Linked DNA regions of Mus musculus: all the other regions are linked to region 3. The links are chromatin loops, found by intact Hi-C in ENCODE. Cell type or tissue: left cerebral cortex. All regions are shown on one strand. Links, peaks and the distances in the headings refer to the core of each region. The heading gives the core; the rest is flanking DNA. Region 1 has its middle 63 kb from the start of 4930425O10Rik. Region 2 has its middle 75 kb from the start of 4930425O10Rik. Region 3 holds the start of 4930425O10Rik (RIKEN cDNA 4930425O10 gene).

Region 1 (11,097 bases), core at 135-8,134, 66 kb before region 3:
AAACAGTCCAGCACACCGGTACCGCCTCTTTTTCTTCCCAAAAAGAGAGTATAAATTAAATCAGACACAGATGAGACCGGGTCACACTCCTGTCATATCTTCCAGTTACCCCTTTCCTCCTATAGTTCATACTCTGTGAGACCCCAACTTAGAGCGTTTCTCCCTAGAAGGTAAAGCCCCTGGACATTCCCCAAGCTTGTTTTCTCTGATCTCTAAAAATACAGCCAGAAAGAAGCTCTTTGTTCTCTATAGCCAGCAAAAAGCCTTTTTGTTTCTGAGCCTTACAACCAGAGATGTGATAATTGTAATTTACCAAGGACATCGGGGCAGAGAAGAACACTCCTCCTAACTCTTCCCAACTCCTCCCAATTCCTCAGCTAACTGTTAAAAGCCCCCTACTGTCACCGCTCTGGGTTGAACTCCCCTGCCCTGCACAGCAGAATTCGTCCTCAGCTAGCTGATAATAAAACCTCTTGCAGTTTGCATCAGGTGTGTTTTTCTCTCGAGTCATTGGGGTGCTGGCCATTTCATCCCAGGACTTGAGCGGAGGCCCAGCTTCGGGGGTCTTACAACTCCTTATTAGCTCCCAAACCTGGAAGATCAATGCTGCCTTGCACTTAAGGTACTGTCAGCGAGCTCTGGTTCTAGCTCGTAGGGAAACCCCAGGATGCAGCACACTGCAGCCCAACACCAAGCTGCTGCTCCACTTGACCTTTCGACTCTCACACTAACTCCTTAAGAGTTTTCTAAGTCTTCGAATAAAAATGGGCTGGTCAGGGTTCATCCAGCTGCTGATGGAAACAGGTGCAGAGACCCACAGGCAAACAAACATAGGTGGAGCTCAGGAGTCTTGTGGAAGAGGGGAAGGATTGAGGGAGCTGGAGGGGTCAAGGGAACCACAAGAAGACCCTCAGAGTCAACTAAGTTGGGCCCACGGGGGCTCACAGAGATTGAACCACCAACCAAAGAGAATGCATGGACTAGACCTAAGCCCCCTATACATATGTAGCAGATATGCAGCTTGGTCTTCATGTGGGTCCCCTAACAATTGGAGCAGGACCTGTCTCTGACTCAGACTCTATTGCCTGCCTTTGGATCCCTTTCCTGTAGCTGGGCTGCCTTGTCTAGCCTTAGTGGGAGAGAATGCACTTCATCCTGATGAGACTTGATGTGCCAGGGTAAGTTGGTACCCAGAGGTTGGCCTCCTCTTGTCTGAGGAGAAGGGGAGGAAGGGAGTGGAAGGATAGGAGGGAGGGGTGTAGTTCCACTTTTGGGGGTGTCCAGGCACTGCTGTACATCAGGCAGGGAAGGACAGAGTGAAGACCAGAACAGATTGGTCAGTTGGATTCTCGTCCAGCAGTGAATGCCAGCTGGGGCTGGGGGGGGGGGCAGGGAGGGGTGGTGAGGGAGTGGAGGTGGGGCTTCTCCAAGGATTTTAGTATTATAGCTGTCCTAGATGACATTCAATGAAACAGCTTGTGTGCACACACTTTTTCGGGGTGAATCAAGTGCTATCTGTGTATATGAACCTTGGAAAGTAGGAAGGGGCTCTTAGGGTGAAGTTTCATTGGCTGAGGTTTAAGGTTCTGGGATACCTCACTTCCATGCAAAAGCATACCAGGAAGTTGAATCTGTAATTTCACCAAGGACTATGTGACATTCTTCAGGAAGAAGATTGGGGGTCGGGCTCCCCAGATCAGGTGGAGAAGAGGACGCCCACTAAGAAAAGGGAGTCTTCCATTTTGGGCTGAGCTCAGGAAAGCTGTCTGGACATGGTAGTAGCAAGGTGCCACACAGGAGGCCTTTGAGCAGGATGCAAAGTGAATAAAGAAATAAGTTAATGAAAAATAAACAAACAAACAAACAAACAACAAGAATGGCCTGGTCCAGGGAACAATGACCCACTCCCACTCCACCCCCCATGTGCCTATAATCTCAGCACTGGAGAGGCTGAGGCAAGAGTTCAAGGCTAACCTGGATCACATCTGAAAGTCTGTCTCAAACAAAATAAACCAAACCAAACCAAACCAAACCCCAGTCAGCCTGGTTGTATGTGAATTCACTGTTTGGTAGCACTGAAAACCATTGGTGGTACTTACTGGGTTTCCCCTGCTGCTTCCATCATGGGCTCTCACGTTATCCTTTAGTCATCTCTATATCGTACAGTATTATTTTTAATGAGGTCTTTTTAAAAAGATGACCTTTATGATTAGGGGGGAAAAAAGTGATCCCGATTCTAAACAAGCTAAGGTTCGCTTATAAAGCCATCAAAGCATGAACAAGTTATTGAATATGGTGTGTACATATTATAAAACTACAGCTATCAGAACTATTAGAAACCTCGTGGGGGGTAGCTGGCTATGGTGATGAGCACTTGAAATCGCAGCACTTAGGAGTGAGAAGCAGGAGATCAGGAATCCAACACAAGACAAGCTTGGCTTCATGGTGAGTCTGGGACTGACTTGGGCTACCTAAGAATAAGGGGGGCAGGGAGGTATTAAATTGAAATTTGTTTTTTTTTTTTTCTGCAACTGGAAGTAAAAATAAAGTATTGTTCATTGGCCAAGAAACCTCCTTCTAGTAGGCAGAAAGGTGAGAGTTCCTGGGTCTGTGCTGTTGTCCTTGAATGTGTATTATTCGGTTTGAACAACAAATTACATAGTCCTCACATCTAGAATGGACATGTCTTACGATACCCTCCTCTTTCACAGGCATAAGAATCCCTTCACGATGTAGATGTCCTATAGTATTCCAGTAGGTTAGACACTTTCAGTCTCCTGACCCTGCCACCCTCCATAGGCAGATGAATACCTTGTGAGATTTCTCCCATCTGTGTTGACACATCAACTGGTATTGTCATTGTGCAGGTCTTGTTTAAGTGACCATATTCTTAAGATTCATAGGTGCAAAATCCTGTCACACAGAAAAGACACAATCTCCTAGAAAATATCCAGGCCTCTGGCTCTTACACTCTTTCTACCACCCCACCCCCTTGATAGTCCCTGAGCCTTAGGTGTAACTATGGTGTTGTAGATGCATCAACTGGAGATGAGTATCCCACAGTCAGATGTTCTGTGCATTTGAACCAGTTGTAGATCTCTGCAGTCTGCTGCCAAAAGTAGTGGTGAGAACTCCTGTAATATGTGGGTTAAGGGTAGGCATTTAGAATATGTGGGTTGAGGATTTTACTGGTTTAGGAACATGACAATAACAGTCTCTTCTAGGGTCCAGGACCTCATCAGCCACAAGTAGTTGGTTTACAGTACTAGGTATGAATTCCCACCTATTGAAAGGGCCTTAGGCCCAATTAAGTGGCTGTTGGTTATCCCTGAAATGTAAGTGCCACTATTATCCTTGGTATATCATGGCAAGGTTGTGGGTTCAAAGGCATTAGGCAAGACTTTTCATAGCTTTTCTCCACTGGCCGCTTGCATGTGTACTTTTGGATACTATGAGAGCTAGTCCCCAGGGAGGAAGCTTCCAGACTAGTTCCAGCTCTATTCCCTATGTCCAAAGTGTATGGTGTGTTTAGCAATAGGTACTTAAAGTTCTAGGCAAGCAAGAGCAACATGAATAGCCTATATTGTTTGGGGAGTCTCTTGGTCTCCTCTGACATGACTTGAAGGGAGATTTCCCATGCCTGGCACTGGGGACTTTGTTAAGTCATCTATGGCTCTTGGAAGGCCAGCAACACAATTTCATTTAAATTATGTATATGCACACCTTATTTAAATTCATTTAAATTATGTATATACCTATATGTAGTTAAAATATGTATATACATTATATATAGCGGGGAGCAAAGGAAGTCTCAGGTGAATGCAAACAGCAGAAGAAGTCATGGTCACAGACATACAAGGGTGGCAGTGCCTCAGACCCATGTGAGTGTCTGAGTCTTCCCTTACTGATGCTCAGAAGGATGAAGAACCTTCCTCTGCTTTGAATGTGGCTGTTGCCACTGTGTGTAGAAACTATCAACCACAGCTTCCTCCTCCTGGATGGCTGCAGCCTGAGGTCTGTCTCCTCGTGCAAACATTAAAGTTGCCCCCCTTTTCAGCTGTACACCAGAAGCCCTCCACCTTATTCAGCTGTATACAGTAAGCTTGCCTGCTTGAATCAGACCTATTAGGTAAGTGTGCAGAGGCTCCTGGCTGCAGTTGATGCCCTCCACCATCCCAGCTTCTCTGCACATGTTTCTATGTCTCCACCCTTCATTCATTCTCTTGTCAGCTAGTTAGGTTCCTGCATGAAGACATGCAGAACTTGGCAATCTATATATTAAGTGAACATACAATAATGTCTCCCTGTGACCTTTTCAATCATCCTTAATTTTCTTCATCTCCTCTCCCCTTTCCTTTAGTATTGCCCCTCCCCCTTCTGTAAACACTTCCTCTCATTATTCTCATTTTCTCCTTCATAGCACCATTGTCCTAATGTCCCCCCTCTTCCAGCCCCTCTCCCAACCATGATCTATGTGTCTGCTTTTTGTGTAGTGCCATGCTGCTTTTATTGCTGTAGTTCAGTGACACAGCATGGCGATGGTTTATATATGCTTGGCTCAGGGAGTGCCACTGTTGGAAAGTGTGGTCTTGTAGGTGTGGGCTTTAATACCTTTGTCCTAGCTGCCTGGAAGCCAGTATTCTGCTAGCAGCCTTCAGATAAAGATGTAGAACTTTCAGCTCTTCCTGCACCATGCCTGCCTGGATGCTGCCATGCTTCCGCCATGATGATAATGGACTGAATCTCTAAACCTATGAGCCAGCCACAATTAAATGTTGTCCTTATAAGAGTTGCCTTGGTCATGGTGTCTGTTTACAGCAGTAAAACCCTAACTAAGGCAAACATACAATCTGGTATGGGAATCCTTCCTTCCAGCACTGTCTCTCCCCCCCCCCCCCGCCTTTCCCCCCCTTTCAGGATTGCTTTGTTTGTCTTGGATCTTTTGTGGTTCCATATGAGTTTTAGGACTCCCCCCCCCCTATTTTTGGAATGAATGATTTAGAGATTTTTGACTGGAATTATGTTGAATCTGTAAATTGATTTTTTTTTTTTGTAAAAGGGTCATTTTCACAATATTAATCACAATATTAATTCTACCAATTCATGAGCATGGGAGATCTTTCCATTTTCTGGTGTCTTCCTCAGTCTCTTTTTAAACTTCTGTCTTCAGAAATTTAAAGTTTTTATTTAAGAGTCGTTCACCTCCTTGGTTAGGTATATTCCTAGATATTTTATTTTCTTTGAAGCTATTGTGAATGAGAGTTTTTTTGCGATCTCTTTCTCTGTGTTTATTATTGGTATAGAACAGCTACTGGGTTTTTTAGTTGATATTTTATGTTGCACATTGCTCAGAGTGTTGATATTTCTAGAAATTTTTTGATGTAATTTTTGGGATCTTTTATGTACACTATAATATCAGCTGCAAATAGGAATTATTTGATTTCTTTATACTCCTAATATTTTTCTCTTATCTTATTGCTTCAAGAACTGTACTGAAAAGGAGTTGAGATAGTGGATAGCCCTACAGTGCAAATTTCTGGTTTCTTTGGAGACTCAGTTAATTTATGTGATATTTTTCTGGAAACTGCCTTATGAGAGGATGTTTTTGCTGAAGCAGACACCAGTATGGGAGGATACTTTGCTGAGAACAGACATGTGGTGTTTTTCTGGAAGTGGCCTGGTAAAAGGGCATGCACTGTCTGTCTAGAGCATATGTTTGAGAGAACACACGATGTTTAGAAGGGGTATAAATACAATCCAGCAGACAGTGAACGATGCTGTATGGTATTGGTTCACCTTGGCACTCTTTGCTGGTCATCACTGGGCTCTGCTGAAGTTGGTCTTGACTGATGACACTGTGGCATTGGTTCGCCTTGCTTTCCTTGCTGATAGTTTGTTGTGACTTTGTAGAGAGAAATACACCAAGAACTTCTGCTGGTGTTCAGGTAGCTTCCTGCTGCTTTTGCAGGCTCAGACTGATTGGCAGAGCTACATAGCTTCTTCTGGACTGAGCTACCACTGATATCCTGACAATGCACATTGGATTTGCCCCAAAGAACTATTTCCAAACAGGTCCACACCCTTTAACCTATTTGCCCTATTAACTTTTTCTTTCCACTACCTCTGGTGGGCGCTGGGCTAGAAGGGAAGTTAAAGCATTTAAGTACACTTATTAAAGTAGGTTTTGGAAAATATAAGCCTACATAGCCCTATCATGTTCCTGATTTCAATGTGAATGTTTAGAGTTGCCTTCCATTTAGGATGATGTTGGCAATAAATTAACCATATATAGCCTTTATTATGTTGAGATATGATCCTTCTATTTCTTTTCTCTCTGAGGCCTTTATATTAAAGGCATACTGAATTCTGTCAAAGGCCTTTTCTGCACCTACTGAGATGATCATATGATTTTTCTCCAAGAGAACAATTTCATCAAATTGAATGCTCCAGTGTTGGGCATGTTTATGTCTAGGGTGTAATGTCTTGTTGGTTCATTGTTCCCTTGATTAGGATGAGGTTTCCATTAGTGTGAAGTCTGTTTGTCAGCTATTAGGCTAGTGACGCCAGCTTGCTTCCTAGTGCCATTTGCTTGGCATGTTTCCCCTGCACCCTTTCACTTTTAAGTAGATCCTCGACAACAGAAAGATGGATTTTATTTCTTGGCTCATTCAACTAAAGTCCCTGTCTTTGACTGGGGACTTGAGGACATTAATGTTTACAGTTATTTATTGAAAGTCATATTGATTGCCATAATTTTGTACTTTTTTAAACTCTTTGTGTTCTTGGTCTTATTTTGTGTTTCACCAAGTGCAGCTTCATCTGATTTCTCTCTATCGTCTCTTACCCATCCTACTCCTCTGAGTCCAAAGTTTTGCTTCCAGTGTGGTGAGGATGAATTATTTCAGTCTGCTCATATCATGGGAAAAGGTTCTTTCTCCTTCAACTCCATCAGATAGTTTTGCTGTGCACAGTAAGCGGTCTAGGTTGGGATCCATAGTTTCTAAGAACTTGAAGTTCATTGCTCCAAGCAATCCGTGCTCTTAAAGTTTCCACTGAGAAATTGGTGGTTAGTGTGGTTGTTCTTCTTTGCAGGTGGCTTGTATTTTCTTTTGAAGTTTTTAGCACTCTCTCTTTGTTCTGGATGTTTAGTGTTTTAACTACAGTATGGTGGCTGAAATTTCTTGTCTTGTCTATTTGGAGTTCTTTTATGCATCTTCTATCTGTTTGTTTATGTCCTTACTCAAATTTGAGAAACTTTGTTCTTTGATTTTATTGAAAACACGATCTATGCCACTAACCTGAGATTCTTCTCTATTTTGCCTATAATTTAAAGAGTTGGTATTTTTAATGATTATCTGACTGTTCCAATTCCTTATTTGTGTGGTCTAATTCCTCTACTTTATATTTAAGTCTTCTACTTGATCTAGTCTTCTTAGAAGGCTCTCCCTTGGGTTTTCTATGTAGGTATTGGGGGTTTGTTGTTGTTGTTCTTGTTGTTGAATTCTATATCTATTGTAGCTTGAGTTGCCTGCAATATTTTACCTCTTTATTGAGTTCAGTTTTTAAATTCTCATTTGTCACCATTGTGTCCTTCAGCTGTATGCAGTGAACTTTCTTTCTCTAATCACTCTGGCTTTTCTTGCTATTCTTATTTGTCTATGTCTTTTTAAGCTCTCTAAATTCTTTGATGAAGTTTGTATTGTTCTTTTAAGTTCTGTATCCTGGGTGGGGGGAATCATCTAAATAATTCTTGGTAGAGAATTATTTTTATAAGATTGGTGGATTAGCTTATGAGATCTTGCCTTGGCTTCTCATATTGTTTGTGTTTTTGTGATGAGACCTTCCTGTGCTGACTTTATTCATTGGTGTATGTCTGATGTGAGATTCTAGGTTATCCCTGTTGAGTAGAAGTCTGGTTGTGGTTGCCATGCTTGGCTGAGTCAGATCAGGCACAAGGAGTTGGTAGGTCAATCCTTCAGTTACTTATTGATCATTAGGATTGGAGGAAGAAGGGTTCTTATAACTCAGAGCTAAATAAGAACAAATGCCAATTGGGACAAAGAGCTCCATCTGCGTGGGCTAGTGTGCCAGCTGTGCCACCTGAGCTGTGCCTGGGAGTGTCAGGATGGGGTGAGTGGCCTGGGTCTTGGCACTCACCGGCTAGGCTAGCTTACAGGGTGTGCAACTGAGGCTGGGCCTGTGGTTTGAGACCAACGTGGGCCAGCAAGGGACTCATCGGGCAATGCTGACCCACAAATGTGCATTCCAAAATGGGCCTCAAGGTTGAATATGGCACAGGTGAGGTAGGGTCTAGGAAATTCACCAGCACATAGGATGTGTGACCTGGGCTAATCCTGGAGGTTGCATATGCCATGGGTGGGCTAGGGTCTAGCAGACTTACCAGACTGGCCTGGCCTACAAGGTGTGAGACCAGAGTCGAACCTGGAGTCTGGGAATGGTACAGGTGGATCTCACCAAACTGAGTAGGTACACTGAACGTGAGACTAAGGTGAGGTCTGGGATCAGGGAAACTGAAGGCAGGCTAAAGATTGGCAAAATAACCCATCTGGACCAGAGAACAGGATGTGCAACTGTGTTAGGAATGGACGAAGAATAGGGCACATGTGGTCTGTGGTTGTAAGGACTGAGCAGGATGCCTAGCACCTGTTTATAGTTTAGTTTTTGTTGTTGTTGTTGTTGCTATTATTATTAATTTCTCTCTCTCTCTCTCTCTCTCTCTCTCTCTCTCTCTGTGTGTGTGTGTGTGTGTGTGTGTGTGTGTGACATACGTGTAGATGCCTGCAGAGGTCAGAAGAAGGAATTGGATCCCCTGAAGCTGGACTGTTGTAAGTTGCCTAATGTAAGTACTAGGAGCCATATTTCAGTCTGCTGGAAGAACAGCCGTCACTTTTAACTGCCGAGTCACCTCTCCAGTCTGAACCTTTGCTATTGCTTTGGTTGATTATCTCAGGTAATTTGTTACAGTAACGCCAAACCTAGTAACAAGCAAAATATGGACATTTATTACACGGGTGGGGATATCACAAGTAAAGAAACGCACACTCAGAAGCCTAGAGAGCCGTAGCAGCCCACTCACCCTTCTCATAGGTGAGAGTGGCGAAGAAGCAGAGTCAATTCAGAGGAAACAGAATGACCTTAGGGAGGGTGGATGGGCTCAGAGAACAGATGACAGCCTGGGCCATGTCAACTGCTACTTCCTCTCCTATGATCCTACTTGCTATACTCTGCTTGCTACAATTCTGGACAATTGTGGTTACCTTTGCAGACTGTAATTCAGAAACAAACAAAACAAACAAAAACCAAACCAAACAAAAAACCCAAAACCAACAACAAACCTGTAGCCATTGTTTCCAAAGTTCCCATAGTTCAAGGTTGCCAGCATGCACCATGTAATGCTTTAGAAAGACTCTCCTGACTTTAACATTCCTTAGAATTTAAATCATCCTAGCTCCTGATAGACCCTCCTTCCCTTCAGCTCCCCTCCCAGCGTGAGTTAAATTGAATATTATACAGAAGCCATAAAAGCAGAGATATTCATTCTCTAAATGGTTTTAATGGAAGCGATAAACACAGCGTTCATCGACCAACAATAAGCCAGCACCGCTACTGTAACAGCAAGGGCGGAACCAGAGATCTTGAACTGCAGCTCATACAGAATACAGGGGGCCTCAAAGTACCGTGTGCTTGCTGCATATTAATGGGGATGGAGCCTGCTGTGAACAGTCTTTGGGGTATGCGTGGTTTTGTTAGTCAGATGTCTAGTTCTCACCTTCTTCATGGCCCCAAGCTCCACCCCTCCCCTGAGCTTTATCCTGGATGCAGGGGATGATGGGGGACTGTAAATCTGGGCTGAAGTGAGACAGCTGTTTTGCATAATTACTTGATATTTTGAGAAAGCTGAAATTTTAATCACCCTTAGGTCAACTCAAAATACCCCACTCAGAACACCTGCATCGAAGCAGCAGCTTGCAATGCCAGGCCTTCCGCGCCCCGCCCCCTCCACCCTTCAGGCTCCATCTTGCAATGCCAGGCCTCAGCAGCCTCAGTCCTTCCACGCCCCGCCCCCTCCACCCTTCAGGCTCCTTCTGGCCTCCTGGGAGGTTTCTGTGAGATGCAGGTCTGATCTAAGGACCTCATTTGAAGTCTTCCGGCTCCTACCCTCCCAGACTCCCAGGTCCAGTCATGATAGCATATAGCTTATAGTCATGATAGCTCCCAGAATGATAGCTCTCACATAGCCGGAGAATCACGCCTGCCCACCAGTGAAAACCCTTTCCTTTGCTTAGAAGAAGCCGCCCTCCTGTGGGCTGAAGCCCTCACCTTGGGTGGTTACCTTCCAGAAGAGCTCCCGAGTGCCCACAAGGAGTTGGTTAGGGGTTTCCTGTTCTGAAAGGCAGAGTTCTGGTCCTTTAACCTCACACTCACTGAATGGAATTCTTCTCCTATTTGTCTCTCTCGCTGGTTCATGCATGCCTCTCGACACCACAGTTCAGGACACATCTTTATCTCTATAGCCATTAAATTTGGAGTAGGCCATCACCAAGCAATTGTCCCACAGACGTCAACTGAAAGGACAGGAGAACAATAAATTGGGCAAAAGAAATCAATCACTCCAGGATTAATACTGCTAGGTGTGTTTTCCAAAGATACACACTTCTTGATAGATGTGGGAGGGCCCAGGTCTGTGGGGGCAGTGGCACCAGCCGGCAGGGTTCTGTAAGAAAATGGGCTGAATAAGCCACAGGGAGCAAGCCAGGAAGCAGCAGTCTTCTGTGGTCTCTGCTTGAGTTCTTGCCTCAAGTTCCTGCCCTGCTTGAGGTCCTGCCTCGTATTTCCCCAAGGATGGACTGTGTTCAGGCTCTGTAAGCCCACCTTCTTCTGAACTGCTTTTCGTCATGATCTTTACCACTGTAATAGAAACCTAACTAAGGCATCTGCCTTTCACCAGATAAGTGACGTCTGTGTTGCTCTCTGGGCTATGAAAAGACATTTCTGGTCTGTAGTAATACTTTGATGGTGTGGGGGTTGAGGAGCCAGAGTGTGAAGCTTTCTAATCTGATCTCGATGGACTGCATC
Region 2 (11,097 bases), core at 2,138-10,137, 76 kb before region 3:
CTAACTGCTGGAATTAGGGGATTTTATCCATGCATCATTTCTGCACTTCGCCCCGGAGTGTTTAATCTAGGTGATTCCAGTCTGACCTGGTTCTACAGCCACCTGTGAGAGTGGGTGACAGTTGCGAAGACGGTAAACGTGCCGTGCCGCGTGTGCAAGATGGTAAAAGTGCCGTGTGTGTTAGGGCTAAAAGAGAGGAAGCAGGAACTTAGCCAAGGAAACAGGAGCTGCACTTCATAGTCTTGTTAGACCCACGCCTTCTAGCCATCTTGAAGAAGCCACCTCTTGGTGGCACCATATCATATCCCTACGAGCAAGAATGAGGGATATTGATGGTGGCTTAGATGAAGCAGGTTGTGGGGGGAAACTGGCCTCTGGACTGTGAGTGGGACACTCTATAGAAAGCTAGCATTTCTTTGGCCTCCTTGTTTCTCCTAGAATCCATACATTTGGCTGCAGGCCCACATTTCTGTGTTGAAATTTAGTTGACAAAGCAACAGTGTTGGACATGAGGACTTTGGAAATGGATTGCAAAAGCAAACCCCACATGGATGGAAGTAGTTGCCCTTCTTTAAGAAGAGTTCGATGTACATTTTTCTGTCTCTCCCACCTTGCGAACGTGCTTTGTCACAGAATCTAGGGACACTTCCAGACCTCAGAAGGATGAGCAATACATTTTAATTATGAATTGATAGTTGTGATGGCTTAAAAGAAAATGTCCCCCATAGGCTAATAGATTTGAATAGTTGGTCACCGGGAAGTAGCACTATTTGAAAGAATCAAAAAGTGTGGTCTTGTCGGAGTAGGCGTGGCCTTGTTGGAAGAAGTGTGTCACTGGGGGTGGGCTTTGAGGTTTCAGAAGCTCAAGCCAGGCCTACCATCTTTCCCTCTCTTCCTGCTGCCTGCCAATCAGGATGCAGAACTCTCAGAAGTATGTCTGCCTGCCTGTCACAACGCTCCCACTGTCCCACTGTGCTGATAATGGACTAAACCTCTTAAACTGTAAGCCATCCCTAATTAAATGTTTTCCTTTATAAGAGTTGCCATGGTCATGGTGTCTCTTCACAGCAATAGAATAAGGAGGACAAATTGTCTAAGGCATTTTTTGACACAGCAGCCTGAATAGGCTAAGACCAGTTATTTGGTTGAAATCCCTTGACCCAGAATTTGGCTGAAAACAAAACAAAACAAACAACAACAGCAAAAACCCTCTACACTCTAGTAGGTGTTTAGGATGAATTCAGTTCAGAAGTTGTGAACTCTGTCTCGTGTTGTTCATACTGTTCAAGGACCTAACTCCACTTATGGCATTCTCTTCTCCCTCCCTTTAATGGTTTTGTCATCTGCATCCACAAGGTCTGTCATTTATTAGCCCCACTCCCTAGGAAAGTATACACTCTTGGCTCAAAGCTCAGACTCAAAGCATTGTGCCCTACACAGTGTCTGCGCAAGGGACATCTGATGTTTAAGCTCACACACCTCTGTCTCTCGGTAACCAGTCTCATTTCCCTGCCCCCACAGAGGGAAGATCATATTGGGCTTTTCTCTGAGTTTTTACTGAAATAAAAAGCAAACTGATTCATTACCTTTCAAGAAGCAAATGAAGAGACAAGATTTCAGAATTAAAATGGAAAACTTATGATTAGTCTTAGACGGTTGTAAGATGGCAGAGAGAGTGGATTTTCATGTGTTTAGGTGTGTTTCTTTGGTCCTCAATGGGTGTCTGCAGTTACTTTGAAGTCTGTGGGCATAAAGAAAGGATTGTATCTGTGCAGAGCAGAGGTTCTCAAGCTGTGTGTCACAACACAAGTTTGTGTTGGCAAACTTCTATCTCCAAGAATATTTACATTACTAATCATAACAGTAGCAAAATTACTGTTATGAAGTAGCACCAAAAATAATTTTATGGTTGGAGGGTCACCACAACACAAGGAGCTGTATTAAAGTGTCGCAGCATTGGGAAGATTAAAAGCCACAGTACTGGATGGTGGGGATTGTATCGTCTGGAGGCAAGACTAAGCAACGATGCGATGCCCGCGGAAAGTCACCACTAAGTAATCAGCTGCTCTGGGTTCAGACGAAGACGACGACGAGCCACTTCATTTGCTGCCTGGGAGATTTTTATTTTAATGGAGATCGTTAACAGTTGGAACAAGTTACACGGGGAGAATCTAGAATCTTTTCTCAGGGTCATTAAAACAAAACTCGTCAGTGACTAGCTGGTTCTGCCCCGGTCCTTATTGAAGGAGGAGGGGACATTTCTCCTCTATTTTTACCTCAAGGGGGATAAAAAAAAGTTCCTGGGCTTAGTTATTTCTGTCTAAACTGAGCATTTAATCTGCTGTGCTTTTGTGACTAGGGACAAATGATTGTACTAGAAAAATCTTTCTTCCTAATACATTATTTATGAGGCAAACTATCATGGACTAGTATAGAAAATGAATTCTTAAGTGTATGTATAATTTATGTATAATCATGGCTCTGAGCTCAGATTTTAAAACCAGGAAAATTGAGAGGAAAACATCTCTCAGCATCTTGTACACACTTGGAAAGGATTGCCATTTTTAGGTTGTAGTCCATCACCATGCTCGGTAGGGTCGGTGTGACAATGACTTCAGACCTTGCTATGTTGCTGAGACCTGGTTTCTCCTGCTTTGCTTTGCCTCTGCATTGAAAAGAAAAAACAGAACAAAACAAAAAACAACAACAACAACAACAAAAAAACCCCATGGGGAACAGACTCATCAATTCCTATGTAATTAGAACATTTCTAAGTATTTGTAGTTAGATTCTTCAACAGAGAATCCTGGAGAAAGTGACTGGCTATTTTGAAAAAAGGAAGGAAGTCAGAGCCTTATTTTAACATATAAAAGCAGAGGAGAGTTCACCTCTATTAAGTATATGAAAGATTAGTGACTGTTGCGTGGTCTTAGCGGGGGGGGGGGGGGGGGGAGACCACTGTACACATAGTGCTAGAGAGGGGAGGTGATGAAGAAAAGGTTAATTAAACTTAGAGGGTAAGTGTTAAACTCTGGTTGATGACGCTACAGTCCAGGGCTGAGGAACATGTCTAACATATATAAAGTCAAAAAATACTATAGCAATTTTTATGTAGATTAGACATAGAAATATACAAAGTAAGAGAAAAAAATAACATGCTAGGAAAAATATTTGCAGTGTGTGGAAAAAAATGCTTATTTAAATATAAAGGTGGTTTCCCCAAGCTTGTGAGGGGGGAGGGGCTCCCCGGCAGAAAATCAACAAGAAGCATCAGTGCTCAGGAAAGAAAGGGGGGAAGAGGGGGGAGACTGAAATATCAAAGCACAATCACGTGTATGTTCTAACTGACGGAAAGTTCAGCATGCTCTTACCGTGTTCCATGTGTTGTCTTGGTCTGTGTGTCCACGGTGAAATTATCAAGTCAAAGGCATTGATTATTAAATTATTAAATCTAGCATTGCCCCCCCCCCCGCACCTATGTATATTTTCATGTGGTGAAAATGTTTAAGATCTCTCTTAGCAACTGTCAATCATGTGATATTGCTGTAGACATCATGTTGCATAACATACCTCCAGAACCCACTCATGTCTTGACTAAAACCATGTCCCTTAGGCTAACAAGTCTGTAGTTTCCTCTTTGCTTACAGCCCTGGTAACCTCCTTCCACCTCCGTGAGTTTGCTTTCATGAGAGAAGTGAGAACATAAGATATTGATTGCTGTGCCTGGCTTATTTCACTTAACACAGGGTCCTCTGGGATCTGTGTGTGTTGTTGTAAGTGGCGGGATTTCCTTCTAAAGGTGGAATGGTCATCCATTTTATTAACCTATCCATATACTGATGGACATTTAGGTTGAGCTTGTATCTTGGTGGTTATGATTAATGATGCAATAAATAAGCCTGGGTTGGAGGTGCCCCTTGATAAACCAATTTCATTTCTTTTGGTTATATACCCAGAAGTACCCAGAAGTAGGACTACTGGATCAAATATTGTGTGCTCTCTCTCTCAATATTACCTTTTTTTTTTTTTTTTTGGTTTTTTTGAGACAGGGTTTCTCTGTATAGTCCTGGCTGTCCTGGAACTCACTTTGTAGACCAGGTTGGCCTCGAACTCAGAAATCCGCCTGCCTCTGCCTCCCAAGTACTAGGATTAAAGGCATGTGCCACCACACCCGGCTCTCTCAGCATTTCTTAAGAGAAGAAGGATTTGTTTTGGCTTGGGTTCAGCAGGGTTCAATGGGTGTGATGGTTTGTATATGCTCAAACCAGGGAGTGGCATTATTAGAAGGTGTGGCCCTGTTGGAATAACTATGGCCTTGTTGAGTAGGTGTGTCACTGTGGGTATAGGCTTCAATACCCTAGTCCTAGCTGCCTGGAAGTGAGTCTTCCGCTAGCAGCCTTCAGATGAAGATGTAGAACTCTCAGCTCCTCTTGCATCATGCCTGCCTGGATGCTGCCATCCTCTTTCCTTGACAATAATGAACTGAATGTCTGAACCTGTAAGCTAGCCCCAGTTAAATGCTGTCCTTATAAGAGTTGCCTTGCAGCTAGGTGTGGTGGCATATGCCTTTAATCCCAGCACTCGGGAGGCAGAGGCAGGCAGATCTCTAAGTTCCAGGCCAACCTGGTCTACAAAGTGAGTTCCAGGACAGCCAGGGCTATACAGAGAAACCCTGTCTCGAAAAACCAAAAAAAACAAAAAAAACAAAAAAACCAAAAAAAAAACAAGAGTTGCCTTGGTCATGGTGTCTGTTCATAGCAATAAGACAGTGGGTCACAGCTGGGAAGGCATGGCAGGGTTCCTGGTGGTGAGAATGCCTGGCTGGGACCCCTTCCATGGGTCAGGACACAGAGGGCAGGGGATTCTGGAACTCTGCTGGGTTTCTCACTCTTCCCCTTGTCTTGAGTTTCAATCTCCAGCCCATAGCTTGGTTCCACCCACATGCAGGGTTGGCCTTCCCTGCTCAGTTAATCATTTCTGCCAACACTCTCACCGGGCACACCCAGAGATCGGATCGTGCTAAATCGAAGGCCTGGTCCTTTTTGCATTTTCTCTGCTTTGAAAAGAATGACAAATCAGGTCATGATGGCTCATTTTCCCCTTTGAGCTTCGTGGGCTTTTGTTTGTTCCTTTGTTCGTTTTTTATCTCTTGATCCCTTTCCAAGAGATGTGGGAGACTCTCCTTTGCCTGGGCAGTCATCATCTGACCCAACAGAGAGCTACAGTCTTATCACATAACCAGACAAGGAAAGGAACCACTTTTAGACACCTGCCAAGAAATGACAATTCACTGCTGTAGGTGTCCCCCCACCCCCGCACCCCCCCCTCCCCCGGCAGAAACTGCACCTTAGGATGGATGGCCGCCTGTCTGTTACTTATAGATATTCTAATCAGAACCTTCCATACCACAGCAACTCGAGAGTGGTTAGCATTGGCTAATGAGTAGAGTTTATACAGCCAGTTTCGAGAAAGATACTGAATCGGAAACTGAAAACCAGTAAAGAAATGGTTGCTACTTGAGGATGAACTGATGGCCCAAATTCAAAATGCACACTAACTTTTAGACCAGATTCCTAAGGAACTAGAAAGCAGGAAAATAGCTCAGGTTTTCTTCCTTTTGAAGTGCTTTTACTTTTTTTCTATGAAGTATTATTTTTTAATTAGCAACTTTGTCCAACAGCCCACCAACACCCTGTCCTTGGCTAAGGGCAGCAGATTTCTGCTTTCTACTGTGTCCATTGGCAAAAGCACCATGGAAAGCCACTAGCAGTAATATAGTGTTACATCACCATGATTCACAGGGCACAGGGATTCAAAAGACAAAGAATATACAGGGGAAGTTTTCGGCACTCTGAGCTTTTCTGTGTAAAAATAGCCACCAAATAATAACAGTTGATGCCATAGGGACTGGCATTGAAACAGTCTTCTTGTTCCTGGTTCTTACTTCTGTGAGGTGCAAGTCTTAGCTCATTCTTGTTAGGTACTGCGCTGAAGTCATTTGGGATCCTTTGAGGGACTTCTGCAACTAGGGTTAAAACTTCTAGTATACATTATGACAATAATACTATATTGACAGTAAATCTGAACCTAATACGTAAAAAGGAAATTCTGAAGTTAGGCCTAATTTAAACACACATGCATAACTTGTTTTTATTTGTGTGTATGTCGGTGTGTGGGTATATAAACATGTTTGCAGATGTGCTCCTGCCCTTGAGGCTAGAAGAAGGTGTCAGATCCCCCGGAGCTAGAGTTACAGGCTGTGGTGAGCTATTCCACAGGCATGCTGGAAACAGAACTCAATCCCTGAGCCAGCCTTCACTCTAGCCCCCTTGCTTTGTGTGTTACTGGACATATGGCTTCAATCTGTCTGAGAGTTTGCAGCCTCCTCGGCTGTAAAACTGAAATTATTATGACTAAATACTCATGACATCTCCAGTTCCATGGTGTGCTCTCAAATGCAGCATCTTCTCAATTGTTGTTCACACTTGCCCTCGAGGGAAGACACATCTGTAGTGAGGAGGAAACTGAGGCTCAGACTTGGGAGTGCCTTACCCTGCCCTATGTAAGATTTGTGGTAGCTCAAAATGACCACGGTTGTAAAGAGTTAAGTAAGTGTATTCTTTTCCCAGAATTTGCCTCACTGCAAGATGCGCTAAGAGATAGTTCTCTGATTGTATAGAAAAGCCCACACAATGTCTTCGGTCCTTAAGTCTGCCCCTTAATGTCACTAAAGGTTAACCAATGATAAACTGCCCCCCAAAAATGTGTAAAAGGTGTGTGCTTTAGCTACTCGGGGTCGCTTCTATTCTGATTTCAGACCGACCCCAGCGTGCTGGATTAATAAACCTCTTGCTGTTTGCATCGATCTCCATCTCTGCGTCTCTGTGAGTGGGACATCCCGGACGTAAGGCTTTTCGGGTCTTACACCTACACAGGAAAAAGTCACACATGTTCTGATTCATGGTGTCATGTTCTTGCCACAAGAGCACGCATGTTTTTCCTAACCAACCGGCAATAGACAAAAAGAATTAAGAGAGATCCCTGAAGTGGGATGCTTGCCAAGGGCCCAAGCTTCTGAAGTTATTTTGACTGTACTTGAAGATCTAGTCTGGCCTGCCCTTTGTAGTACTCTGTAAGTGGAGCTGAGATCACAGCATTCCATAGCAAAGCAGAGGGCAGCCTCCCTGAGTGGACACCTCTGCCTGAGCACAGGAGCAGGCCAGGGGTAAGCAGGGAAGGGAGGGGACGCACCGCACAGGACAACTTCTTCCCCAGAGACATTTGAAGTTCACCGTTCACTCACAGATGTGAACTGAATCCGATCTAAATTGGTCCGAATCCATTAGGGAGCTCTGATCTACCTACCCACTGCAAGGGGATGTTCCACACCGGCAGTGAGAAAACAGAGCTAGCTCAGAAAGTGTTCTCAATTAGCTTGTGTGAACCAAACGCTGGATGTAACCTAAGACCAAGATTTTATTGGGAGATGCTGCAAAGGCTTGGCAGATTGAGCCTGGATTCCTTGGAACGGGGCTTCAGTTTTGTATTCCCGGGAGTGGCGTTGTGATGTTAGTTAGTCTGCATTGTTAACGCATTTTCCCACCTGTAGGGTCTCTTTACTCTCTGTTGGACCAATCTCCTGAACTGTCTGCTTGATATTTTGATTTGGGAGCCTGGATGATATGAGATGGGTGGCCTGGGCCGTCTCTAGTTATGAAATACAATGCCCTCATTTCCATGAAATGCTTCAAGAAAACATGGAGAGCTAAGTGTTTCGACGGCACATTAAGAGTGAACTCCTCAGAATGCTAAGAATCTCTGCTTTAACTCGGAAAAATCCCGTCTCGGGATGGACTGTTCTGGAGAGCCCGGGCTGAAGGCTTGAGGTTTGACACACTGAGGTGCAGTGCACCGTAACTTAGCTCTAGCTGTGGGATCTTCAGTGAGCTCTTTAACCTTTCTTCATAGACTCAGTTTTCTCATTTGGGAAATGGGGACAATATGTGTAGTCACCTCATAGAATTACAACTAAGATTTTAAATGACATAACATGTACAACAAACTCATTGACTCCCAGTAATCGTCCCCGTGTCTTCCCAGCATGACTGTCCATCAAGCATTTGTTCCCCATAGTGGGTCACCATCGCTGCCCCTGGGGACCACAGCAGACCACAGCCCCGGCTTTTCTCCGGATGCTTTTGGCCAGTGCTAGTGCTGACTCACTGTAGGCTGGGGGAGTGTACGTGACTCTGCTGCCTGTCACACGTGAGGAGCTCAGGACCCGGATCTTTTAAGTTGTTTTGTTCGGAGATCCAGCAGTCTGAGAAGATTGTAGTTCAGTGCTAGATCGGTCTTCATCTCATCGTTAGCCAGCAGATTATAAAGTGGGGGAACAAAGGCAGTTGAACAACCATCGGTCTTGTCCTCATGATCAGGTGACCAGTCTTGTCTCTGAGATTTGAGGCATGGTGATGTTATTCTTCTTATCAGTCTCCTCCCCCAGAGCAGGGAGAGGATTCACAAACACCAAGGCCATGGAGTCTAGCACTCCCACTGAGCCAATTGTCTGGACGCCATCCAGATGGATGGTTAACGCAGAGTAAACATGCTATTAGCAAATGTGTGCATTAGACTCCTTCCTGCAGAGCAAGTGCTGCTGAGCTCTTAGGGTTTGGAACCTGCAGGCCTGCCCCTCACTGCCACCCGCAGTAACAATTAGCCTCGGGCTGAATTTGCAGGAGGCTGCAGAGGAATAGTTGAAGATCTCAGCTTGAAGCTGAGAGGCTAGCCACAAAACAAGCTTTCTTCCTTGGAAAAATCAGCTGACTGGGGCTTAAAATATTTACATTAGACATTGTTTTAACCACAGAACTTAGAAAAAGCAACTCTCTACAGAAAACTGGTCAAGAGCTCTGCGTTAACACTTTGGAAACAAAATTCACAGAAAGTAAATACAAGCTGTGGTGGGGAAAAAAAATAACTAATGCTCAAAGATGGGGCTCATGTGACATGCAGTTCTCACTTCAAAGGGATAAAGAGAAATTTTATTCTGAGCCAAACGTGACCATGGCACGGAATATGGGTGTAACCTGATTACAGCATACAACATGATACAGTGTGGAAGCAGTTACAGCTTTTCTAGTCACAACAAAACAAGCCCACACACACATCATGGACTTTCCCAAATGCTTCACAGATACATCAGACAGGCTGGTTATAGACAGGAGGGAGGCAATGTCCACCATGGGTTTCAGATGTTATCTGATGGCATGCTGAGCTCTTGGGTTGGTGGAAGCTAGTATTCTGCTGATATGCAATAGGCAAACCAAATGCTTTGCCTATTGGTTGGAAAAATATTAGGACAGATGAGAGTACAAGAGAAGCCCTACTGGAGTTGTGAGACCTCTACTTAGAGCGTTTCTCCCTGGAAGGTAAAGCCCCTGGACGTTCCCCAAGCTTGTTTTCCCTGATCTCTAAAAATACAGCCAGAAAGAAGCTCTTTGTTCTCTATAGCCAGCAAAAAGCCTTTTTGTTTCTGAGCCTTACAACCAGAGATGAGATAATTGTAGGAAGACCTACAAGGACATGGAGATAGACGCTGGAGAGGAGCTACAGCTCACTCACCCGCCCCCTCCCATCTCCCACCCCCACCTCATCTCCAGAAAGGAACTGTAGCCAACTCTCCTCCCAACTCTCCTCCCAATTCCTCAGCTAGCTGTTAAAAGCCTCCTACTGTTACTGCTCAGGTCGAACTCCCCTGCCCTGGGTGGCAGAAGGAGTTCATTCTCAGCTAGCTGATAGTAAAATCTCTTGCAGTTTGCATCAGGTGTGGTTTTCTCTCGAGTCATTGGGGTGCTGGCCAACTCATCCCGGGACTTGAGCAGAGGCCCAGCTTCGGGGGTCTTACAGAGTCGTTTGAAAATCTGCTTCTTGGTAAGATATGCTGTAGAACTAGAATGTTGTCATCATTGCTAGGCTCAAGCTGATTTGGCTCTAGATCTTCAACATTCCAACTCTCTGCAGATGTGAAGGTCTGGTCAACTGATCAGCCTTGTTGGAATTTTACTATGGGTGTGGCTTCTCCTTCAGTCTGCAAAGGTATAAAAAGAAAACCCCTGTATATTCTTTTATGGATTCTTTCCAATCTTGCTGTGAATGTGTTTAATTATTTCAAACCCTTATTTGCTTAGCATTAGAACTGAAATATCTATAAATGAAGCATATATGCCCTGTTGACTCGAAAATCACAACTCTCATTTTAAAGATTATAAAAAATAGTTTATGCTGGAGCCATTTTGAGTGACTAAGGCCCAGAAACACAGATTTATGTTACCCCAAAGTTCATGTCCCAATGTGGAAGCAGTTTCATGAAGTTTTATGATTTTTGTTGAACAAACAAAGGCATGAATCAAGGCAGGTTTAAAATCCTCTGATGTGCGCATCAGACAAGCGGCTAGGTTCAGCAGGATGGGTGTCTCCGGTAGGGTTTCTATTGCTCTTATAAAACACCCGACCAAAAGCAAATTTGGAAGGAAAGGGTTTATTAAGCTCACACTTCCTCATTGTTATTCATCACCAAAAAGAAGTCAGACAGGAACTCAAACAGGGCAGGAACCTGGAGGCAGAGGCTGATGCAGAGGCCATGGAGGGGTGCTGCTTACTGACTTGCTCACATGGCTTGCTCAGCCTGCTTTCTTATAAAACCCAGGACCACCAGCCCAGGGATGGCACCACCCACAATAGTTTGGACTTTTCCTCATCAGTCACTAATTAAGAAAATGCTTTATAGCTGGATCTTATTGAACATTTTTTTCTTCCTTCCTTCTTTTTAAAAAATATTTTCAAGACAGGGTATCTCTGTGTAACCCTGGCTGTCCTAGAACTCGCTCTGTAGACCAGGGTGACCTTATACTCACAGCGTTCTGCCTGCTTCTGCTTCCCAAGAGCTGGGATTAAAGGTGTGCATTACCACTGGGCAGGTTCTTTGTTTCTTTGTTTCTTTCTCTGTTTGGAAACATTTTCTAAATTGAGTTCCTTTCCTCTCTGATGACTCTAGCATGTATCAAGTTGGCGCAAAACCAGTTGCTACAGTGGGGG
Region 3 (11,097 bases), core at 984-8,983:
TTTATATTAAACCACTTCCTTGTCTTCCGGGATGTCAGACTCTCATGGGTTGTCTTCTGTTTCATCAGGCATCCTCTCCGTCTCCTTTGCTGGATCTTTTCTCTTATCTTGGATTGGATGCTGGTGGTGCTGGAGCCTCCACGTGCATCTCTCTACAGATGACCTTGTCCAGACTCCAGCTCTGCTCTTCTCTCTTTGCTGATGACCCAAGATGCTTCCTCTGAGAGTCAAAAGACTAGAGCAGCTGCCTGCTCACCATCTCCACGTGAAGTGTCATGCATGTTCCACTCAGCAGGGCCCAAACCCTTGTCCTAGTTCCTCCCCAAGTCTTCCTCACTGGGGTTAGCAAACAGGTGCTTCAGAGCAGAGACCTAGGGGACAGATTTGATTCCTTTGTCTTCCTCAATCCTCATATGCGGCCCATCAGTAAGACTTTTATTTTGTTTGGTTTTGTTGTGTCTGAAACAGGAATTCACTGTGAAGACCAGAGACTGGCCTTGAACTCAGATCCTCCTGTCTTAGACTCCTGAGTATTGGGGTTATAGGCACATCTTACCAGGCCCAGATTTGGCAACATGGAATCTGAATTTTTGCCTCATCCCCAGGTTACTATGATCACATTTTCTCCGACCTCAGTTGTTGAATGGAGTTCTCTGATTTTATTCCTTTCTCACCATCTCTGACCTGTCCATCAGACAGGTGAGTGTGTGTGTGTGTGTGTACACATGTACATGGATCCAGTCATAAATTATAGGTGAGAAGACAGCATCAGGCATCACTCTGTCATTCTCTTCCTTTAAGACAAACTCTCACTGAGCCTGAAGCTGGAGTGCACTGCTCCTCACCTAGCCATGGGGTTCCATAAGGTCACTTGAGGTCCCATGGAGTCGCATGGGGTCACATTAGGTCAAATGGGATTGTGCCCTGCTTTTTATGTGAGTTCTGAAGGTTTACAGTCATGTATTCACATTTGCTCTAGGAGCACAGAATCATCTCTCCAGCCACCACCCGGTTTTTAGATCAGGGTTTCATGTAGCCCAGGCTAACCTTTGTTATATAGCCAAGATGACCTTGAGCTACTGTTCCTCCTGTCTTTACTTCCAAGTACTGAGAGTATAGTGTCAGCCTATACAACTTGCTTCAGACAGATGTTTTTACAAATAAAACATTTTACAAAAAAACAAATTACATTTTTTTAACAAAAAGAGTACATCCTAAGCTGGTCAAATTCACTTATCAGACTGAAAACAGAACTGCAAGTCCTTTTATGGTCATTAGGCCTCTATGTGATCGGACACACACTCCCCTGCCTTCATCTCCATCTGGTCCCTAATTCTCTCACTCTGTACTAATAGCAATATATTCTTTGCTCTGGGTGGCAGGAATCCTAGCCCTAAGCCAGTATACTGGCTAGTTTTGTGTCAACTTGACACAGCTGGAGTTATCACAGAGAAAGGAGCTTCAGTTGAGGAAATGACTCCATGAGATCAAACTGTAAGGCATTTTCTCAATTAGTGATCAAGGGGGAAAGGCCCCTTGTGGGTGGGACCATCTCTGGGCTGGCAGTCTTGGTTCTATAAGAGAGCAGGCTGAGCAAGCCAGAGCAAGCCAGTAAAGAACATCCCTCCATGGCCTCTGCATCAGCTCCTGCTTCCTGACCTGCTTGAGTTCCAGTCCTGACTTCCTTTGGTGATAAACAGCAGAATGGAATTGTAAGCTCAATAAACCCTTTCCTCCCCAACTTGCTTCTTGGTCATGATGTTTGTGCAGGAATAGAAACCCTGACTAAGACAGCCAGCATCTTTATATTCTACTGTTCCCCTTTACAAGAACATTCTTCTTTTAGACAAGGCTATTAACTCTGTGCTATATTTTATTTAAGTATTTAAACATTACTTCCTTGGAGGTCTTTCCACCTTGCTATGCAGGTCTCTGTCCCTGCAACTGTGTTTGTGCCTGTAATTCCTGAGAGAAGGAAACACAGTCTCAATGTGACTGGGAATCAGACAATGAGGATGGAAACACAGTGAAATGAAGAAACTGGATACATTACACCAGTGATGGAAGCAAGAGACATGTTACATAGATGAGGTAGAGTGAGTGACTTCATTGCAGAGGATGAGGCAGAGTGAGTGACTTTAAGGGGACTAACCGACAGAAGCTGTGTTGGTTAGGTTACTATCCATGTCACACAAGCTAGGGTCATCTGGGTAGATAGAGCTTCAGATGAGAAGATGTCTATTCAACTGACCTGCAGGCAAACCTATGAAGCATTTTCTTGATTCCTGGTTGATGAAGGAGGACCTAGCCTACTATGGGCAGTGCCACCTTTGGTCACGTGGTCCTGGGATGTAAAAGAAAGCAGGCTGAGCAAGCCATGGAGAGCAAGCCAGTAAGCAGAACTCCTCCACGGCCTCTGCTTCAGTTCCTGCTCAGGATTCTGCTCTGCTTAAATTTCTGCCTTGGCTTCCCTTAGTGATGGAACATAATCTCAATGGGTAAGCAAAACAAACCTTTCCTCTAAGACGCTTTTGGTCATTTTTTTTAATCACATCAATTGAGACCTAATTAGGATGGAGGCCCTGGTCACATGCTGTTGTGCAAAGCATAGAGTCCTAAGACAAAATGAGCCCAAGTTCTCGTCCAGCAGCAAGTGGTTCAAGGCAACTAAGTGTGCTTCTGGGGAAAAGGTAGCTTCTTATAGAACTAGGGATGTAAGAGAAAGAGTCATCAAAAATCCCATTCATATGCAATTCTGAGTTTTTGTGTAATAGTTTTAAAAACTAAATTAAGCTACTTCTTAACAAAACCTGCGCTGGTGGTCCCGCTGCACTGGTGGTCCCGCTGCACTGTGGTCCCGATGCACTTGTGGTCTCGATGCACTGTGGTTCCGTTGCACTGGTGGTTCCGCAGCACTGTGGTCCCGCTGCACTGGTGGTCCTGCTGCACTGTGGTCCCGATGCACTTGTGGTCCCGATGCACTGTGGTTCCACTGCACTGATGGCCCCGCTGCACCGTGGTACCGCTGGGCAACAAGAACTGGAACCACTTTAAGAGTGAGGCCAGAGTGAGTGTGCCCCATGCCTATGCTGGAGCCCCATCTGTGTCTATAACTTGCACATTCCAAACATTTCTTCATTGGACACCTCTTTTGCTCTCTGGTTAATGCTCTGACAGATCTTCAGTTTGCTTTAGCTGACAATCTTTTCCTTTGGAGAGGTGTTACAACTGGAAATGGAAAAGGTTTTCATCTGGGATTCTCCAACTCCCCTTAGCATCAGGCACATCCCAGAGGACAAAGCCCCAGTCTATGAGCCGACAAAAGCAGATCTAAAGACCCATATCCCAGAACCCACTGTTTCCCACGTGCTTCACGAAGATACTTTGGAAGGTCCTTCGGAATCTCTCCCTACAGGTTCAGTCCAGCTTTATCCTTTACATTAGGGAGAGTGTTATTGTTTTGTTTTGTTTTTTCCAGTGGGAACTGACTGATGAAGGCGGTATAGGTGGTTAGGATCTGTCTCCTAAATCCTCACGCAGTTTCTCCTTCTTCATATAGCGTGGCCTCTTCCTCTCTGGGTCCATCTTGGTCATTCACTGTCCTTCCCCACAGGGAATGGAATTACCCACCGCAGCTTCACCCCAAGGTCAAGTGAGGAAAGAGCTGAAGGGCTGGACTGCCCTGGATCCTGCAGCATTTCCACAGTGATCTCATTTATCTCCACTGCTCCACTTTCAGTGTCTTTGGTAATTCCGAGTGGCCTGCGCAATCGTTATCTGGCCCTTGCGGGGAGATAAAAAGCCTTGTTGGTTTTAAAGGGAAAGTTTTAGTGATTGAAATTTTATCGGCAGAATGGCCATGGAAATTAGTGTGTGTGTGTGTGTGTGTGTGTGTGTGTGTGTCCACTTTGAGAAAAAGAACTGAGACCTGTATGCTCATCATTGAAATAGAAAATCATTAAGTGACTTTTGCATATCCTAGGACACTGTCAAAGGAAGCCACAGTAGGTCATCTGCCACCTATAAACTTTCTGCCCTGCATGCATACTTGTTAACGGTACCAAAGCCATCCCCTGGCTACAACTTACCTCCTTGGAAATGTCTGGCATAAGAAACATTGCCTAATCATATGTCTAAATGACACAAACTAGAGTCATTGGGGAGGAAGGAGCCTTAATTGAGAAAATGCCTCCATAAGATCAGGCTGTAGGGAAGTCAGTAGGGCATTTTCTTAAATAGTGTTTGATTTCCGAGGGCCCAGCCCATTGTTGGTGGGGCTACCTAGCCCAGTAGTTTCTCTCTCTCTCTAGCCTCATATAATATATATATTCTATGATAAATATATAATAAATCTATTTATATAATGTATAATAAATACATATTATAAATATATGTATATACTTGTATATAGTCTATATAGTAAAGTAGGCTGAGCAAGCCATGGGGAGTAAGTCAGTAAGCAGCACCCCTCCGTGGCTTCTGCATCAGCTCCCGCCTCCAGGTTCCTGAGTTCTTGCTCTGACTTCTTTTGATGATGAACGGTGATATGGAAGAGCAAGCTTTGGTTATGGTGCTTCATCACAGCCATGGGAACCCTAACTAAGACAGCCATCCATCTTTAATTTATGGGAACCCAACAGCAAACCTGCCAGGGTGGAAACTGTCCCCAACTCTGTCCTCATATAAATGAGGAAGCACATGGGCACCCACTTTGTGTGGCAACTCGTCACGCAGGTGCCCATCTCGGCATCTAGTTGTGTCTCCAGACTCTGATTTGTTCACACGGCAGTACTAAAAATAAAATCGGAAGTCAAGAAAATGAATAATTCAACTAACATATTCAGTCTGGAATATTTGAAAATTCATATTTAACACAGGATTGAATTTGCCCAGCTGTTTACATTTTCTTCCTGCCTCTCCCATCTTCTCTGTCTGATTTATACAGGAGCAGAAGCAGCTGTGGATTGAAATGCATATGCACTGCTTTCTGGCCTCCAGCTTGGCCCCATCATCCCGCCTCTTACCCCCACCCTTGGTTACTCCCCACACCCCTCCACCTTCCTGGATCCCAGGCACTATGGCTGCTCACTGAGTCCTGTGTGCTGAGAAGCAGCTCACCCAGGCTCTGCATATTACCTGGTGCTTGTGACTAAAGGTGTATGACCGTGACAGTGACCACAGGCCCTGGAGCTACATAGAATGTCCTGTGGGAAAAGGTTTCTGTTTCCTGTCAACAAAGCCTTCCTTAGCCCAGTAGCCTACCATGATTAGATGCTCCCTCCATGAGATCACTTGGGGGGCACTTTGAAGATTAAGTAAGCTTAGGGTTTCCCAGGGTTCTCTAGGGAAAGGCAGCATATTGGTACTTATTTCTTTAAACAGATTCCCGGATCCCAGACAGATGCATAAATATAAGCACCTAGAGAAAGGACCTGAAAATCTGTTTATATCAATCTTTTATAAAAATCTTGCCATCACGCCAAGTTAGGAAACACATAAAGATTTCTGAGGCTCCATGCCAGTAGTTTACGAAGACACAGGAACCAAAGTTCTTGGCATATATATAGCGCCGGGTTTAAAGTGTCAGAGGTATACAGATAGCAGGATGCAAGGAGAGACTGGTCCACATGGGCTATGTTCTGGGGCCTGCTGAGTCCTGAGGGATGAAAGAGTCAAGAGAAGGGGCAGGTTGTCTTTTCATAACTCCCTTCTGATTGCCTTGGCTCTAGCCAGGTTCTGCTCTGTCCCAGGTATGCACTCTGGACCTGCTCCTCCTCTCCAGTGGTGACCTGGCCCATCAGTATGACATTCTACAGTGTGTCCCCAGTTCCCAGAGACACTTCCCTGCCCAGATGCTGTTAGAGAGGAGGCAGTGACAGGACCGCTGAGATGCAGGTGGAAAGTCACATCGCAGAAGCTGTAAGTTGGAAGCCTGATCATTTCTGGGGTTTTCTAAGACAAGAAGGTGCTTAGTTGAACACACGGTACTTGCTATAGTATTAATTCATCATACGGAGGGATGATAATTCTTAGTCTCTACCTCAAACTTCAGTCTCCCTAGGTGATATTAAGTATTTATATAATGAATTTGAACATAAAACGAGATTTAAAAAAAATCTCATGCCTTTTAAATTTTTCTATAGAAGATAAATGATAATTGAATTGAAATAAAACAAAAGTTAGTTTTGATTATAAGTTGCTTTGTATTTTATGCATAGTAACTTAAGCGTGTCACTGCAGAATTGATGGGTTTGAAAAAAATATTGACTATTAGGTATTGCCATTGCATGAGCGGTATGGAGATGTTGGATTTATGTATGTTAATTTGACTCATGTGCAAGTCAAAACATGTACATTCTTAATCAGCAGCTGATTTACTATGCTTTCCACACTTGTAAGAAAGTGAAAAGTATGGCAAGCTATTTTTTCCCTCGCCGTTCATGCTGTCAGTTGTGCTTACTGTGGATCCAGCGTATGTGGTTTATCTGGGTCCAGGACTGAGCTACAAACGTAGAAGAAAATATGTCCCTTTTAGTAGGTGAGAGGAGGGCCAACTTAAATTTTCTAGTTTATGCTCTGTGGAGTACTCCTCTAAAATTACATGTCAGCTGGGTGTGGTGGAACAGCCCTGTAATCTCTGTTCGTGGAAGGTAGAGGCAGGAGGTAGCAGGTCATGAGTTCAAGATCACCCTCAGTTACTTAATCCATGAGACTCTGCTTCTAAAACCCAACCAAGTTAATAAGTATAAAATTGTTTGTATCGCTTGAATTTTTTAAGTAGATGGAATTTTGGAGTAGACTTATAGTCATTTAATGGACCCTCCACTGACACTTCTATTAAAGCCTTAATTCAGTCTGTAATTTCCTCATTTGGTAAATAATACTGTGCGTGAGCATTTGTAGAACTCTCACAAGGCCACACCTGGTCCTGGCAGTCTTCTGGAAAAGATGCTGAGTCACTGCAAGGAGAACAGCCCAAGCACGGTAGCTCTGCTGTCACCAGCACATTTCAGCTCTCCTGGGGTATTCAGTGCCTCTATAGAGCAGAGGGGCCAAAGAGCCTGGCTGCCTGTATGGCTCTGGGGCTCCTGTTCTGGGCCTTCTGGATCCTCCTTCCAAAGAATGCTTTCCTCAGCAGCCTTCCTTGGGGGTCTAAGGGCCAATTAGCAATTGATTAACTTTAGTAGAGGGGCAACTGTCTATTTAAAAGAATATTGGGGTAAACCCGGGGGTAAAACAGCATTTTTCATGTAACCACCTCTTAATTTTCAGTTCCATTAGATTTCCCAAAGTGAGGACACACACAGTTCAACTGTAGAATACATATCATGAACATCTAATTCTATCACACTTGAACAGAGCAGCTTACTTCTCTGTCTTGAACTGTACCTCAGTTTGTCACTTAGCATGGATTTTGCTTCTATGGTAAACGATGCATGACATCATAGTTATGATCTTAACCAATTTCGGCAGTTCCACAGTCACAGATTCACAGCAACCTTGCAAACACCGCCTCTAACTGTTTCTAGAGCTTTTTATAATCCCAAACAGAAACTCTGTGTTAATTAAACATTAATGGTCCTGTCCTCTTTCCTCTATCTCTGTTAACACCTCGGTTCTAGTTCTGCGTCTATGAATTTGACTATACTAAGTACCTCTTACAATGAATCACATGACATTTATTATTTTGTGCCTGGATTATTTCAGCAGGGTCTTAATACTTTCTAAGTTCATTCATATTGTAACATCTATCAGAATTTCACTCCTGTGAGACGGCTCAGTGGGTAAAATGTTTGCCATGCAAGACTGATGGCCTGAGTTCAGTGCCTGGAACCCACAAGAAACCAAGATGAGGTCACTGACATCTGCCTTCTCAGTCAGGACCCCTCAGGCAAGATGAGAGGCAGAGGAGAACATCCTGAAAGCTTGCTGGTCAGCTAGCCTTGAGAATGCAGAATACCAGAGATGTCAAGAGAGCCTCAACAAGGTGGAAGGAGAGAAACAACACATATGCATACACACAGAGAGACACACAGACATACACAGACACACACACAGAGACACACAGATATACACAGACACATACACAGACACACAGACACACACACAGAGACACACAGACTTACACAAACACACATACAGACATACACAGAGACACACAGATACATACACAGACATACAGACACACACACAGAGACAAACAGACTTACACAGACACACATACAGACATACACAGACACACACACACAGACACACAGACTTACATAGACACACATACAGACATACACAGACACACACACAGACACACATACACAATATTTTTTTAAAAGCTGTAAAAATTTCATTCCTTGTTAAGGTGGAAATACTGTATACTTAACATACTAAGTGTCGTTGCTGGTATAGTGTGCTTTTTATTGCTATGCTAAATGCTGTGATTTAAAAAGTAAAAAAGGGCCAAAAGGGTTTATTTTAGCTTACAGGTCTCAACCCATCACCAAGCCCAGGGAAGAGCTAAACCAGAATCAAAGACCATGAGTGCTACTTATTGGCTTTCTTCCAGACCTAGGTCCAGCGACTATTCTTCACAGTCCAGACCTATCTGCCTACAGGTGGTATTGTCCACAATAGCCTGGACCCTCCTATATCATCTGGCTATCAGGAAAAAAAAAGTGTCCCACAGATATGTACATAGGTCAATTTGTCAGTTGATGGTTCCTCTTCACAGCAACTTTGTGGCACATTGACATTAAAACTAACCATCATACATGGAATGGTAATTTTACTATAAATGTATGCAGAAAATTAACACAGTAGCTGTTTGTCTTAGCTAGTTCTCCAATAATGACACAGAGAGACCAAGATTTATTTTCCAACTTAAAGTACAATAACTAGGCATTATAATTCTATTCTAATTCTCTAATCTAATATGGTTACCGACCAGCCAAAATCCTCAAGACACTTGCATTTTTGTATTGGTCTGGCCATTTGGGCCTCAGGTGTGTTCTGCCTTGATGTCTTCTGGTCCCCTTCCTCATGGGGACTCTTCTTTTCCTCTCTTTCTCTCCCTTTTCCCCTGGCTGGTGGAAATCCCGCCTCATGCTCTCCATTGCCTAGTTATTGGCTTTTCCAGCATTTACTGACAAGGCAGAGAATAAATGAAGAACATTGTTTCCACGAACTTGAGACAGGAGATTCTTGACATAAGCATTACAATGTCGTATCCGGATTGCAACCAGATGAGAGAGCAGAGAAATCAGCATTTGAACAACACAAGGATAACCTCCACATGGTGCACAAAAACATTATGCCTACACATATAAGATTATATGACATATAATTTTGTTATGTGATAATATTTAACATTTTATTTACCTATTGATAACCAGTTGGTTTCTACCCTTTGACCCATGGCCAGAGATCAACACTGAAGTCGAGTGTTGGTTTATTTCTTATCCTCAGTTCTTTGAGGTGTGCACAGGACTGGAATTTCTGGACTTATGGGCACTGAACGGTTTCCCAGAGCAGCTACAACCCCACTAGGTTGTAAATGTAGAAATTAAATCTCATCCTTTCAGTCTTGACCTTGTTCAAATCAACAACTCGGAGGTAAGATAGTCTTGATTAATGTATTCTTGTTCCTGGTAGGTGTATTCAGTAAATGCTATAAGGAGAGAGAAAAAGGGGGGTGGGGGAGGGGAAGGAAGAAAAACAGAATTAGGTGTGTGTGTGTATGTTTTAAAATAACTCCATCATGAACATTAACCACATGCATCTTGCATGCTTCATTTAATCTATTCTGACCCATGTTTTTACTTTTATTGCCTCCAGTTACTGACTTAATCAGAAACCCTGGATACATGTTTGCTTGTTTATTTGTTTCCATGTGTGGGGATGGTGGAACAGAATCTGACTATATAGCTCAGGCCGGAATCTAATTTTTAACCCCCCCCCCCCACACACACACACATATGAGTACTGGGATTACAGCCATGCATCACTAGACCAGGCTGGGCACAAGAATATGCTGTAGATTAATTAATTAATTGTGGATAATAAAACCTGAATAAACTTCTGATGTATCTGCTGATCCCATTCCTGTTTCTTGATACCAAGTACAGTCACATTGGAAAGTGATGTACCACAGAAGGAGAGTTTTGTTTTCAAAAAGCACACAAAGATTTTTGTTTATTCTTATTTTATATGGGTGTTTGCATGGTCGTGAACCACACGTGTATAGTGCCCAGAGAGGCCAGATGAGGACATCTAATCTGGAACTGTAGTCAGAGGCCCTTGTTAGCTGTCATGTAGGAGAGGAGCTAGGAACTGAACTTGGGTTCTCTGCAAGAGCAGCAGGTGCTTTTAATCACTGAGCAATATCTGCAGCCCCAGAAAGAAAGGTTTTAGAGGTAAAGAAAAAAAATCAATGTTAATAGAGGAAATTACTGGATACAATTAGCATGCCCAGAGTTAAATGGAACAGGATACTGAAAGAGTTGGATTCTATTTAACCTGGGAAAGTGTTAGTGATGGGTAGGAAGGAGGAGTTTGTGGTGGGGAATGGCATTTCAAAGCTATTTGGAAGTTGGAATGAGGTTGGAAATAAAGGGCATATGCAAGCAGTTTGCCTTTAATGAATGAAGCCAACTGAGAAAGAAGCCATTCACTCCAGGATATACTGGGCAATGAGGGCTGGTTCTGGATTGAAAATCATAGTCTCAAAAAGAAACTGGAAGTGGCCCCCAATCTGATGAAGGGTTTCTCTGCTCTGTTTTGGGCACTGACAAATGGAAGATTTAACGAACAAGACTTTTCTCTGCACAATAAGATCAAGAATATTATTTACTAATGGGAAAAAATATGCGAAAACATACATAATAGTTTTCTTTGTACAGTTTCCATGAAGGAACCTTTAAAGGTGTCTTCTAAATATTAGATAATGAGGATATACTGTTTTTCTCTGTAAGGCGAAGCTTTTAAAGATCATGTTGTATTGATTAGAATGTTTTGGACTAAGCTGCAGAAAGAGCCTTTAACTAAATCAGTCCACTGGAAAGAAACAGGTTAGCTTATGGAAGCAGCCGCCAGGAAGGGAACCAG

The links. A loop is a pair of places that touch in the nucleus more often than their neighbours do. Peaks named below come from ENCODE experiments on the same cell type or tissue, not always from the same donor. Only the 100,000 strongest peaks of a DNase experiment are listed, where the experiment ranks them.
Region 1: it touches region 3 in a loop (2.0-fold over the local background); 3 of 42 quality-filtered maps call a loop at or near these places.
Region 2: it touches region 3 in a loop (2.3-fold over the local background); 3 of 42 quality-filtered maps call a loop at or near these places.

Annotation. Positions count from the first base shown.
Region 1 is chr3:138,658,862-138,669,958 of GRCm38, forward strand. No RefSeq gene overlaps it. Among named protein-coding and RNA genes, the nearest start is that of 4930425O10Rik, 63 kb to the right of the region's middle. In left cerebral cortex, for the core only: no CTCF peak of the experiment used is centred there; no DNase peak of the experiment used is centred there.
Region 2 is chr3:138,646,606-138,657,702 of GRCm38, forward strand. No RefSeq gene overlaps it. Among named protein-coding and RNA genes, the nearest start is that of 4930425O10Rik, 75 kb to the right of the region's middle. In left cerebral cortex, for the core only: no CTCF peak of the experiment used is centred there; DNase peaks (open chromatin) are centred at 6,347, 7,121, 8,714 and 9,062; H3K27ac peaks cover 400 bases.
Region 3 is chr3:138,724,052-138,735,148 of GRCm38, forward strand. It overlaps 4930425O10Rik (RIKEN cDNA 4930425O10 gene), which reads right to left and starts at 2,933. Exons shown (of 4, transcript NR_040545.1): 1 at 2,811-2,933. In left cerebral cortex, for the core only: no CTCF peak of the experiment used is centred there; a DNase peak (open chromatin) is centred at 4,789.